2 separate regions of the Homo sapiens genome follow, and region 2 is linked to region 1. The links are chromatin contacts, found by Hi-C or POLR2A ChIA-PET in ENCODE. All regions are on one chromosome and are shown on one strand. Each heading gives the region's core, a stretch centred on a gene start or an enhancer-like site at or near the end of the contact. The rest is flanking DNA. Distances are from core to core; before and after follow the strand shown.

Evidence for each region. Hi-C counts contacts between places; a loop is a spot of excess contacts on that map. ChIA-PET counts read pairs that join two places held with the same protein, here RNA polymerase II (POLR2A). Pooled maps may share reads with other maps.
Region 2: a loop to region 1 is called in a map of GM12878, with 3 times the contacts of the local background. The contact joins the enhancer-like site here to the promoter of MOSMO in region 1. A Hi-C loop is called at or near these places in 11 of 168 maps with a recorded cell type or tissue (GM12878, GM23248, HAP-1 and 8 more), 3 of 37 single-sample maps with no recorded cell type and 9 of 50 pooled maps. POLR2A ChIA-PET finds 5 or more read pairs at or near these places in 22 of 52 experiments (A549, A673, BJ and 18 more).

What each region holds. Positions count from the first base shown.
Region 1 is chr16:22,004,485-22,011,051 of GRCh38, forward strand. It overlaps MOSMO (modulator of smoothened), which reads left to right and starts at 3,627. Exons shown (of 3, transcript NM_001164579.2): 1 at 3,627-3,923. The coding sequence starts at 3,818. RefSeq lists a silencer at 3,419-3,658.
Region 2 is chr16:22,046,850-22,053,416 of GRCh38, forward strand. The region is part of intron 1 of MOSMO (modulator of smoothened); the gene reads left to right. Among named protein-coding and RNA genes, the nearest start is that of MOSMO, 42 kb to the left of the region's middle. Within about 2 kb of position 4,287, at least 3 of the 41 ENCODE cell types and tissues checked have a DNase peak (open chromatin) inside an H3K27ac peak, as active enhancers do; they include HCT116, PC-9 and mammary epithelial cell, where a contact is called at or near this core.

The sequences.
Region 1 (6,567 bases), core at 2,377-4,876:
AGATCTCAGCTGTCAGCCCTCTTGAGGAATTGTCTTTGTCTAAAGAGAGCTGCCCTCCAAGCTCCATGGCAGGTCAGTGCAGGGATGAAAAGACTTGGCCCATTTACTCCAACTCAGGCCAACTCAGCAGCTATCCTAGTTTCAGAACTCCCCTGGGGGTCTGCCAAAGCCTCCCATGACTGCAGCACAGACTGACTTCTCCCTCTTCCCACCCCTGCTTCCCTTTCCCCATAGGACTTGATTCTCAAAGGCTCTCTAATAAACTTTCTGCACTAATCAATAATCGCATTTCTGAGTCAGCTCAAAGGGAACCAATCCATGAAACAAACTGAGATTTGAGCCCGGGCGCAAGCTGCTAACTCTGGATTTAGTTTCTTGTGTCTTCTCTAACCCCAGAAACCCCAGGTACATGTGTGGTGCGTCCACCATGCTCTTGGCCCACGAAACCTAACCCCTAGGGAGACAGTGTGTTTATTGTCAGGCTGAAGATACTCCTTAAAGAGAAGAGTGATCACACAGTCCCTTCCACAGCTTTGCCCGTGGTCCCATCTGGATTCAGCCTCTTCTGGCCAAGGCCTGCCATCCATCACAATAGAGCATGCCATGTTCATGGCCCTTTAACAGCTGCAGAATGGCTGTTTATGACTTCAGGCTGCACAGCATATCTCCCTCCTGGAAGCCTTCTATGTTCTTCTGGGTCCCCAAGGCTTTCTGCCATAAGGAGTCTTGTGGCTCATTTCTGAAAAGTCCCAGCTGCTCTGCTTAGGGGTGGGTGAGAGGATGGGACGCTTCTGTCACCGAGGCCAGGAGTCTTGTTAGGCCAGATGGGGGTAAAAGGCCCAGAGAGGTGACATGGCTTTCCCAAGGTCAAGTCAGGAGCAGGGCAGGAACTAGAACATAGTTCTGTATTCTCTCTGCTTCACTCCATCACCTCTCCCAAACCCTTAGGGTTTGCCTCTGCTAAAATCTAGACTGAGATACAGAGAGAAGGGGACTGATCTGTCCTGCAGACCTCAGAGACTGGGGACTCTGAAACACCAGCCAGGCACAGTGGTGTGGGCCTGTAGTCCCAGCTACTTGGGAGGCTGAGGTGGGAGGATCACTTAAGGCCAGAAGTTGAAATCCAGCGTGGACAACATAGTGAGACCCTATCTCTGACAAAAAAAAAAAAAAAAGGAAAGAAAGAAAAGAAAAGAGCTATAGGGATAAAAAGAGGGATTAATGGGAAATCTGTAAACAGTTTGGCCCCTGCCAACCCCACCTCCCATTCTGGATGGTAGGAAGGTTTGGGATAGGTGACTATTCTCTGTACTGATGTGCAGCCATTAGTATGATAAAAATGTTTTAAATTCTTTTAACTCAATACTGGTTGTTCTTGTGCTTTAATCTTAGACCCAGAACCATTTGTAAAGGGTAAAAGGAAGAACTGTATTATTTATTTATTTTATTTATTAGAGACAGGGGTCTCACTGTGTTGTCCAGGCTGGTCTTGAACTGCTGGACTCAAGTGATCCTCCCACCTCAGCTTCTGGAGTAGCTGGGATTATAGGTGCAAACCACCACGCTTGGCTACTTGTATTTATTGTAAACACAAGAACCCAATCATCATCATTCTATTCAGCTGGAGTTAGAATATGTGCAAACTGTTCAAACATTCAGCCCTAGGATTCTTCTAAGCTGGCCAGTAGAGAACATCAGTGGATATTATCTGGGAATTTAGTCCTGTATAGTTACAGTTTCTTCTATCACTGGGCAATAGAAAACCCCAACAAGAAGCCAAATATGACTCAATTAAATTTCTCCAGTACTTATTTAAAAAAAGAAGAAAAGAAAAAAGAAACTGAAGACTATTGCAGTAATGTGATATGCATTATATCTGGATCCTTGGAGTATATGAATTATCTTGTGTCAATTTCTGTGGCAGAGGAAAAATAAATTGTATAATAACAAAAAAAAAAAACCTTTCCCCCAAGAGACCAATGTTTGGACAGAAAAGTCAATATAGACCAGCAATCAAACCCTTCCTTCTCCCAGCTATGTAGTGACACTGATACTCTGTTGCACATTTCTGCAAGGCTGTTGGATTTGGTGGAATTTGAAACCTCCTGAATTTTGTGGACATGTAAGCATTCCAAAAATAGAGACAGATGTCACTCTTCTAGGTCCTTCTAGAGACGACCTATGTGGCATTTAAGGAGAAAATGAGTGTTTCATCTCCATCTGCTGCACGGAGTACCATTAGGGAGAGCTGGATCAAACGTCAGGGTTAGTGGTGATTCGGCCCATGAGCTGTGGAAGAAAAGAAAACCTCCACCATAGCATATGCTGACAAATTATGCAAATGCCTTATTTTCCTGTTTATTCATCCAACTTAAGACGCTGCACACACAACTCAGTAAACGGGATCATAACACCTGGTTGCTCAGGTCAAAAACTTATTCTTGAGTTCTCTTTCAACTCCTTCCCCATTATCAGCAGGTCCTTCCCTCTATCTACAAAACATCCAAATCTGTCCATTCCTCTCCATCTTCACTACTCTCACCCTAGCCAAAGCTACACTTCTCTCTCGTGGACTACTTGGCCTCTTAACTGGCGTCCCTGTTGTCATCTTTGCCTTTCCCCCATACAAGCTACACTATGGATCTTCACAGATTAAGTAAGATCATGGGATTCTGCAAACACCCTCCATTGCCTTCTCATTGCACTCAGAACAAAATCCAAGGCCCCCAAAGCCCTACACCTAGCCTCTGCCTACCTCTTGTCATACTACTCTCCTGCCACACAGGCCATTTTGCAATTCCTTGGACACGCTGATCTCTTTCTGCCCCCCTCCCCTAATGATCTTTGCATTGGCTGTTCCCTCTGTCTGGTCTTGCGCCAGGTCTTCAAAGTGCAGATCTTTACGATCGTGATGGTCTCAGCGGAAATGCATCCTTCCCTATCGCAGGTATCGCTCCGACTCCCATCACACTGACCTCCATTGAATTCAGGGATCTGCACCTGAAATTATCTTTATTTTACAGATAGGTTCTTAATGTGTTTCTGTCTCTTCCCACCAGAACGTGAGCTCCCCAAGAGCGGGCGCCTTGCCTCTGTCCACTCCAGCACCTCTGCACCTACAACGTCTGACGAAGAGGGGTTGTCGAAAGCTATTTGCTAAATGGGGCAATCCTGGGAGCTGACGGCCGCGGAACGGGCAATGAGAATACAAGGTGACAGGGACCGCGCGGGGCCCGGAGTCGCTCGGCGGGAGTCGGGGCCCGCCTCCTGCTGGAAGACGGGCAGCTCCCCACTCTCATTCCAGTTTTGCTTCTGAGGGGCTCAGGAGGGGCCGCAGCCTGTGCCCAGTCATCAACATCAACAATCTTATTAGTGGGCAGAAAGCCAAGAGGTGGCGTGGCCTGCCAGAAGAGACCGGGACCCGGGCAGGGACCGGAGCCGGGCCGGTCGGGTCCGGGTCCAGAACGTAGAGGCGGGCGGTGCGGGGAGGGGCCCAGGGCGGCCGGCCGAGCCGGGAGGACGGAGCTGGGGCGCGGCGGCTGGGGAGCCGGGACCGGCCTCGCCAACGCCGCGGCTTCGCTTCCGGGTGAGGGGCGGGCGGGCCGAGCAGTTCCGGGGCGGGCGGCGGTTCCGTCTGTGCGGGCCGCGCCGCGGCTGCTGGTCCCGGGCGCGCGGAGGGCGCGAGCGGCGCGCGGGGGCCGAGGGGGCGCGAGGCAGCGGCGCGGGGACTCCGGGCCCCGGCGGCGGCCCATGGGGCGGGAGGCGTGAGGCCGCTGCCTGTCCGGGGCTCGGGGGGTGGGGGGAGCGGGGCGGGGAGATGGATAAACTGACCATCATCTCAGGATGTCTCTTTCTGGCCGCCGATATCTTCGCCATCGCCAGCATCGCCAACCCGGACTGGATCAACACCGGGGAGTCTGCGGGTGAGCCGCTGGCGCGCCGGGCCGGGCGGGGGATTGGCTGAGGGCGACGCGAGAGAGGGGAGACCCGGACTGAGGAGAGGACGGGGTGGAGGGTCCCGGCCGGAGGCTAGCCTGAGGAGACCGGGGGCGGAGGGGAGACCCGGGCCGCGGAGGAAAGGGATGGAGGAGAGGAAGCCGCCGGGCGCCAGCGGGACCCCCGGGCTGAGGGGAGAGGCGCCCCAGGCCGGGTGAAAAGTGGCCGAGGAGACCTGGGCTGGGCTGGCAAGTCCCGGACCGGGGAGGAGGGGAGCAGCCCTCCGATGTGAGGGATCGCAGAGGAATGAGCTTCGTTCTGGATTAAAAAAAAAAAAAAAAAAGTCAAGGTGGGAGACGGGAGGAAACTGAGGCTCCTGCAAGGGAATTAGAAACCAGGCGGAGAGGCTAGGGCTGAGAGTGAGGCAGCCTGCGGGGCAGTGCGGGAGCCACTAGAGAGCTGGTGGGCGAGGGGAGGCCGAGAGGGATCAGGTCCGACCCCAGACCCTCCACCACCAGAGGAAGCTGCGGCCGGGGGCGAGCCCGGGCTGCGGGCGCTGACCCCACCAGGCAGGGTGAATGGTGGGTGCTGGGAGAGCTGGTGGGGTTGGTGGGAGTGGGGGGCGCCGGATTGGAGCCCCTCTGCACCGCCGCCCCCGCCCATCCCCTGCCCGCTTGGCAATGTTTGAGAAGCTTGTGGCTTCGGATTTTCCCTTTGAAGTGTGTATGTGGTTATAATTCTGCTTTATTTTAGGCCCGGGAGCTATAATACTACTAATAATAAACCTCATTTTATGGAGCGTCTTTCATTCCAGCGCATCACAAAAACGCTGGAGAGCTCTTAATAGTAGTTACAAAATTAAATAACACATTACAGTTGCAGGCAGCCCGGCAGCGGGAGCAGTGCTTGCTGTACCACCACGGAGCTGTGGGCGGGAGAGGCAAGGTGGTGCCCTCGGGAAAGAGGCGGGCATCTTTCTGAAGGGTACCCCAGGTGAATGCGCTTCCAAGATTTTTCTCAGCTTGGGCCACTTCTTTCCCTGTTACCTCTTCTCCCTCCCCTCTTCCCCCGCCTCTCTTTCTCCCTCTCTCCCAGACCTGTGAGACCAAACCTTAATTAATGTAAACAGCTGTCAGGAGAGCTGCTCCGATTTAAGGAATGGTCTTGTTTTTTAACTGCTTGTTCAGTGCAGGTGAAGGAACTTTTGGAGGGTTGGGAATGTCAAGCTCCCTCCATGGATAATTTCTTATAAAAATGCGGCCGGGCGCGGTGGCTCACGCCTGTAATCCCAGCACTTTGGGAGGCCGAGGCGGGCGGATCAGGAGGTCAGGATTTCGAAACTAGCCTGACCAACATGGCGAAACCCCGTCTCTACTAAAAATACAAAAAAAAAAAAAAAAAAAAAAAAAAAAAAAAAGAGAATTAGCCGGGCATGGTGGCGTGCACCTGTAATCCCAGCTACTCAGGAGGTGAGGCAGGAGAATCGCTTGAACCCGGGAGGCAGAGGTTGCAGTGAGCTGAGATTGCGCTACTGCACTCCAGCCTGGGCGACAGAGCGAGACTCTGTCTCAAAAAAAAGAAAAAGAAAAGCATCACTGTGCTGTCAAAACTTAATTTTTAAGTATTACTTATGGTTCTGTATTTATCCTGCAATATTTTTAGCTCTTAGAAAAAAAGTGGTAGCTGGGACATTTGTTGCTTCCTCCTCCCTCCCTTCTCTCCCCCAATCTAGACCTAGTAACACAAAATCATGCTGTCATATTCACTGGTTATTAAAATAACACTCTAAAAATTCTGCTACTTTTCTTGCCCATAGAGTTTTAGCAGAACTCTTAATTGTAAAAGATATGAAGAATCAGGATGGTTTCGAATTTGGTGGTACTATGGGCTTTGTTTATGAAAATATTGTTGCTGCCCGACAACTTAACACGGTTACATGTATGACATCCAGTTCGTGACCTGTTGATGTTTTTATCCTACTTACATGTGTATTGACTCCTTTTATGAGACTTTCAGGCTTCACGTACTTAGGGGAAAAGGGGTTTCGGTGCTGTAGCAGAAGGAATCTTTTTACAAAGAAGTTTTAGATAGAATCCCAATAGATAAAATAGACTAAATGACCATGCAAAAGATATAGTTGAAAGAGAAGAATTGTTACATATAAAAGAGAAGAAAGATAAGTGATAGCATAACGTTCCTAAGATGGAAAAGGGCATAGCCGGGCGTGGTGGCTCATGCCTGTAATCCCAGCACTTTGGGAGGCCAAGGCGGACGGATCACCTGAGGACAGGAGTTTGAGACCATCCTGGCCAACATGATGAAACCCTGTCTCTACTAAAAATACAAAGAAGTTAGCCGGGCGCGGTGGTGCATGCCTGTCATCCCAGCTACTCGGGAGGCTGAGGCAAGAGAATTGCTTGAACTTGGGAGGCGGAGGTTGCAGTGAGCCAAGATCACGCTACTGCACTCTGGCCTGGGCGACAGAATGGTACTCCGTCTTAAAAAGAAAACAGAAAAAAAAAAAAAAAGGGCAAGCTCCTCTTGTATTCAGAAGAAAGCAAGGATAGAATGAGTATAACTCTTTAAAATTTGGAGGCAAAATTGGCTGTGAGTTGCCATGGAGATAGGAGC
Region 2 (6,567 bases), core at 3,037-5,536, 43 kb after region 1:
CCACAAAAGTGCCACAACTATTGATTTGGAGCTTGCAGATAAATTTTAGTGAGTAGGCATATTTGCAAGTATGGAATCCCTGAATAATGAGGATCGACTATATATATTAATGCATTCTACATTTTAAAATGAAAAGTTAAAATATAGGACTCGCTCATCCCTACCTTTTTCACCCCCTCCTGGCATCTTTCCTTTCTGGAACTACTATCAGTTTTCTACATATTTATAAATATGTGGACTTACAGAAATATATATAATTTTTTAATAAATGGATCTCATGATATATACTATTGTGTGGTTTGCTTTTTTCTCATGTGTTAGAGATCTTTCCACGTCAATATACACAGAATTATTTCCTTTTAGTATTCTATACTGTTTATGCACCATAATTTTTTTTTTTTTTTTTTTTTTTTTAGACGGAGTCTTGCTCTGTCGCCAAGGCTGGAGTGCAGTGGCACAATCTCGGCTCACTGCAAGCTCCGCCTCCCAGGTTCATGCCATTCTCCTGTCTCAGCCTCCGGAGTAGCTGGGACTACAGGCGCCCGTCACCACGCCCGGCTAATTTTTTGTATTTTTAGTAGAGACGGGGTTTCACCATGTTAGCCAGGATGGTCTTGATCTCCTGACCTTGTGATCCGCCCGCCTCGGCCTCCCAAAGTGCTGGGATTACAGGCTTGAGCCACCGCGCCTGGCCTATGCACCATAATTTAACCATTCCTGTATTGATAGATATTTAGTAATAGTGCTATTATAAGTAATAGTGCGGTGAACATCTTTGTACCTGTTTCTTTTTCCCTATATGCAGGTTTTTCTGTGGGTTGCATATGTAAAAATGAAATTGCTAAGCTGAAAGGTGTATGCACTTGAAGTTTCCTTAGAAAGGCAGTTGTGTCAGGTCCTCTGGGAAGCTGACACTGAGACAGAGTTAGGACTGCAAATAGTTCACTGAGTACCTGTGAAAGATAGGCAGTCAGAAGCTGAAGGAAGGGAAAGAGCTCAGACTGATTTACATCTAACAGTTACAGCCTATTCAGTGGGGCACTCTGGAGTGAAGATTGCCTATTAGAAGGATAGTACTACCAGTTGGTTAGAAATAGCCAGGCCCTGGTACTCCCATGTATTCAGTTATTGACCTGTGACTGCCAGGGAAGAAAGTGGCCTGATCTTGAAAGACGAGGGAGTTAAGTCCTAAAGGCACATCAGAACTGAACTGCAAGGTATCTTCAAGGGAGATCTTGAGCAGTGTACTTCCATGGTTGCTACTGCAGTGTAGGACTGTGTAGCATAGCAAATAACACAGATTATAGAGCCAAATTCCCAAATCCAACATCTCTGTGTAAGAAAGATGTTACTCTACATCTGTGTGCCTCAGGTTCTTTATCCGTACATCTGTAAAATGGAGAAATAACAGTACCTCCCTCATAGGGTTGTGAACGATTAAATGAGCTGCTGTATACAAAGGACTTAGGATACTGGGATATGTTAACACTGTATAAGAGTTAACTGATGCTGCTGCTGCAACATCAACATCAACCCAAAAGGTGCACCAGTTTTTCTTCCAACCCTCTCAACAATGTGTAAAAGTATATTCATTTCTCCGTATCTTTTCCAGTGCTGGATAGTATAAATCTTTTTAGCTTTTGAAAATTTGATGGCCCCAAAAATGGTATTTTGTCTTAATTTGCATTTCTTTATTAAGTTGAACATCTTTTCATGTTACTGGCCACATATTTAATCTTTTGAGGTTTTAAATTTTTTCTTATTAATGTTTGGTACCTAGTCATGTATTCCAGATATTGTTATATAGTTGTGAATATTTTCTCCCAGTCTCACGTTGTTTTTCAAATTTATTTTTCATTATTATTTATGGTTTCTTTTGACAAAGATGTTTAAAATTTTGTGGATCAGTTTTTTTCTTTATGGGTTCAGGGTTTTCTTTCTTACATTGAAAAGACTTTCCTACTCCACGTTTATAGTTCTCTTTTTTATGTTTAGCTTTGTAAAGCCTCTTGAATTTATTTTTGTTCATAATTTGAAATAAGTATCTAGCTTTATGTTTTCCTCACTATAACCGGTTGCCCCCGTGTTCTTCATTAACTAGCCCTTTTTCTCCCCTGATATTTCTTGATGCTATCTCTGCTGTATTCTAAATTCCTATATATATACTGGGTGGGAGGATATTAACATTTTTAAAGGTTTTAATATGTGTTGCCAAATTGCGCTGAGGAAATACATATAGAAATTTATGTTTTTACTGGAGAGTATTTTGTTGAGCTCCCCAACCTGTGTTTCTTGCTGTTGTTTTTAGTTTTTGCCACGTTAATAGTCAAAATATAGAAGTTTTCTTGGTTTGCTTTAAAAAAACAAACAAACCAGGTTCTCATTCTGTAGCCCAGGCTGAAGTGCTGTGGCATGATCATGGCTCACTATAACCTTAATCTCCTGGGCTCAAGTGACCTTCTTGCCTCAGCCTTCTGAGTAACCTCCGTCTTACATGGTGGTATGCGCCACCATGCCTAGCTAATTAAAAATCCTTTTATAGAAATAGGGTCTTGCTATGTTGCCCAGGCTGGTGGTTTTCATTTCTTTGGTTACTGGAAAGACTGAATTTTTAAAAATGTATATACTTTTGATGTTCTGTATGCCATCTTATATGAATTGCTTATTCATATTTTTCTCCATTTTTCAATTTTGATTTTAGGTTTCTTGTTGATTTGAAAGGTATCACATATAAAGACTATTACCCCTTCATGTGTATTGCACAGAGGTTATTGTTTACCTTTAAATTTATGGTATTTTTCTTTATAGTCTGACTTTGTATGTATACCTAGAAAAGTTTTCCCTATTCCTAAGACCACAAAGTCAACTAGAATATTTTCCTTTTTATGATTTTAATTTTTATATTAATTTGCCATCTTATTTTGCTGCATGGTAATAAGTGGGAATCTTAATTCTTTTATAAATGTTAAGCCAGTTACCTAAAACAGTTTACTGAATAATCCATTCTTTCCTCTGATTTGTAATGCCATCTTATATATCCTAGCTCTCTTGGGGTGTTTGATTCCGTATTGTTGATTGATGTATCTATTCCTGCACCATTACTACACACTCTTCATTATCGTGGCTGTTGTATCCATGCCATGGTTGGAGAGCTCACCTTGGAAAGTAAGCACTCTGTGGAAGTATCATTTCAAAACTGACTTTAATTTTGGAAATTAAAAGGAAAACCCTTCTTAAGCTAGAGTAAGTGGAGTGAATTGACTTGGATCCTGCCTGGGTTCCTCTGTCAACATTCTGTTTTGTGGTCTTTAAATAACATACTTGATTAATTCCATTGGACATGAGGTAATGGCTGCTCTTAAGCTATTCTAAAGCTAGAGACAGAACTGTACAAAAGAATTGTCAGCACCAAGTACTTTAATTTAAAATATTAAACTAAAAAAAATAGTTCCAATGTTTTAGAGATACCTTTCAGGTTAAATACAATTGGTTAGGTCTGATCATTTCTATGAATAGAAGGAAGTATTGAAGGTAAACCTGTTTCTAGAGCAGAGATTCTCAACTAGGGACAGTTTTGGCCACTCCATCTCCCAGGGACATTTGACAATGTCTCAAGACATGTTGATTATCACAGCTGTTAGAGGGAGAGAGTGCTACTGACTTCTAGTGAGTAAAGGCCAGGGATACTGCTACACATCCTACAGTGCCCAAGACAACCCCAGCAACAAGTAATTATTTGGTCCAAAATGTTAGTAGTGGGCCAGGTGTGGTGGCTTATGTCTTTAATCCCAGCTACTTGGGAGGCTGAGGCAGGAGGATCACTTGAGGCCAGGGGTTTGAAATCATCATAGGGGGACCCCATCTCCTTAAAAAAATTTTTTTAAGTAGATGGATGTGGTGGTACATGCCTGTGTCAGGATTGTCTAAGTCTTAGCTACTTGGGAGGATGAGGTAGGAGGATCACTTGAGCCCAGAAGTTTGAGACTACAGTGAGCTATGATCCAGCCTGGGTGACAAAGTGAGACTCTGTCTCTTAAGAAAAAAAAAAAAAAAAAAGTGAATGCTGCTGAGGTTGAGAAACCTACTGTAGAGAAAACTCAAACTGAGAGTTCATTTTTTAGTGCAGTCCAGTCTGACAACTGCTGTGTTTAATATATGCACAAGTAATTTACTATTGAAGTAAGAGAAGACCTTTCCAAAAGTATGGTACAAAACCTAGAAGCTATAAAAGACATGATTATTAAATTTGACTCTATGGCTGGGCGCGATGGCTCATACCTGCAATCCCGGCACTTTGGGAGGCCAAGACAGGTGAGTCACTTGAGGTCAGGAATTCAAGACCAGCCTGGCAACATGTTGAAACCCCATCTCTAATTAAAAATACAAAAATTAGCCGAGCATGGTGGTGCACACTTGTAATCCCAGCTATTCAGGAGGCCAAGGCAGGAGGATCACTTGAACCTGGGAGGTAGAAGTTGCAGTGAGCCAAGATGGTGCCTGCACTCCAGCCTGGGCGACAGAGCAAGACTCCATCTCCAAAAAAAAAAGGACTCTACAGAAAAATAAAATTTCTACATACAAAAAAAATCTACCATAAACAAAAGAAAAATAACAAACTAGGCTAAAATATCAATAGGTCAAACCACAGACAAATGGCTAATTTCCTTAATATTTAAAGAGTTCTTGTACTTCATTAAGGGAAGTACCAACAACAGCTCCATGCCCCTTCCCCCATACCTCACCCTACACATCTCTTCATCTATATCCTTTGTAGTATCCTTTATATTAATAATAAATCAATAAGCATAAGTGATTCACTGAGTTGTGTGACTTGTTCCAGCAAGTTAATTAAACCCAAAAAGGGGATTGTGGGAACCCCAACTTGAAGCCAGTCAGAAGTTTTGGAGGCCCCGGCTTGTGACTGACTGGTGTCTGGGATGGGGTGGGTGGCAGTCTTGGGGACTGAGCCATCAACCCATGGGATCTGATACTATCTCCAGGTAGACAGTGTCAGAATTGAATTGGAGGACACCTGGCTGGTGTCCACTGCTTGGTGTGTGGGGGAGAAACCCCACGCATTTGGTCACAAAAGCCTTCTGTGTTGCTGTGGTGTGACAGAAAAAAACATGGTTTGAGAGTTTTTTTCCTATATATATGTGGAATAATTTGGCAATATCTGTGAACATTTTAAATGCATATACTCTTTAACCCAGAAATTTTATTTCTAGGAATTTATTCTACGGATATAGTTTCATGTGTGAAATGAATTTCGTAACGATAAATTAGGCTGTCCATTGTTATTGTTTGAAATAACAAAAGACTGGAAATAATCCATTAAAGGGAAATATTGGAGAGTTGCCTCAATAGACAACTGTACAAATACAGTATATCTATATGCTAGAATACTATGAAGCCCTTTAGACAGGATGAGGCAGCCCTGTATATGCTAATATGTAAGATTCTCTATTATATGTTATTAAGTAAAATTGCCAGGCACAGACAGTATCAGGTATTGGCAAGAATATGTAGAGCAAGTGGGACCCTTATACACTGCTGGGAGAAAAGTGAATTCGGACATAACCCCTTTGGAAAACAATTTGGTATTATCTAATAAAATTTAAAGATGTGTATGAACCTTATAACCTACCAGTTTTACTTATTAACAGATTCTAGAGGAATTCTTGCTCATTTCCCCAGGTGACAGAAATGTTCATAGTGCCATTTATAAGAAAACAAAACAGCAACAAACTTCTAGAAATCTGTGTCCAGAGTAGAATAAATAAATGTTGAGAACACTATACAGCCATGAAAAATAAATAAATTATAACAATCTGAATCTTAAACAGTCATGTTGAGCAAGAGAAACAAACTGTGGAAACATACATGTAATAAGATTGGATTCCATTTATATGAAGTTTAATATAATTCATTAAACTGTATGAAACATTAAACATGTTGTTTAGGGGGAAAAAAAATTGTAAAACTACAAGCAAGGAATTAATAAGCACAAAATCAAGGAGAGTGGTTACCTCAGGAGAGAAAACGAGATTAGAGAGGGCACATGGGGGATTCAAAAAGTAATAGTAATATTCTCTCATCTTCTTTTTTTTTTTTTTTTTTTTTGAGACGGAGTCTCACTCTGTTGCCCAGGCTGGAGTACAGTGGCTTGATCTCTGCTCACTGTAACCTCCACTTCCCAGGTTCAAGCGATTCTCTTGCCTCAGACTCCCAAGTAGCTGGTACCACAGGCACCCGCCACCACGCCCAGCTAATTTTTTTTTTTTTGTATTTTTAGTAGCGATGGGGTTTTGTCATGTTGGTCTGGCATGTCTCCAACTCCTGGCCTCAAGTGATCCACCCACCTCCACCTCCCAACGTGCTGGGATTACAGGCATGAGCCACCGCACACCCAGCCTATTCTTCCTTCTTAAACTGGCATGTGGATGCATGGGGGTTCATGATATGATAGTTTTGTTTAACCTTATGCAATTTTAGAAATATTTTATATTTACTAATTATTAAAAATAAGTTTTGGAAAGTAGGTATTGAACATTATATATGTTACTG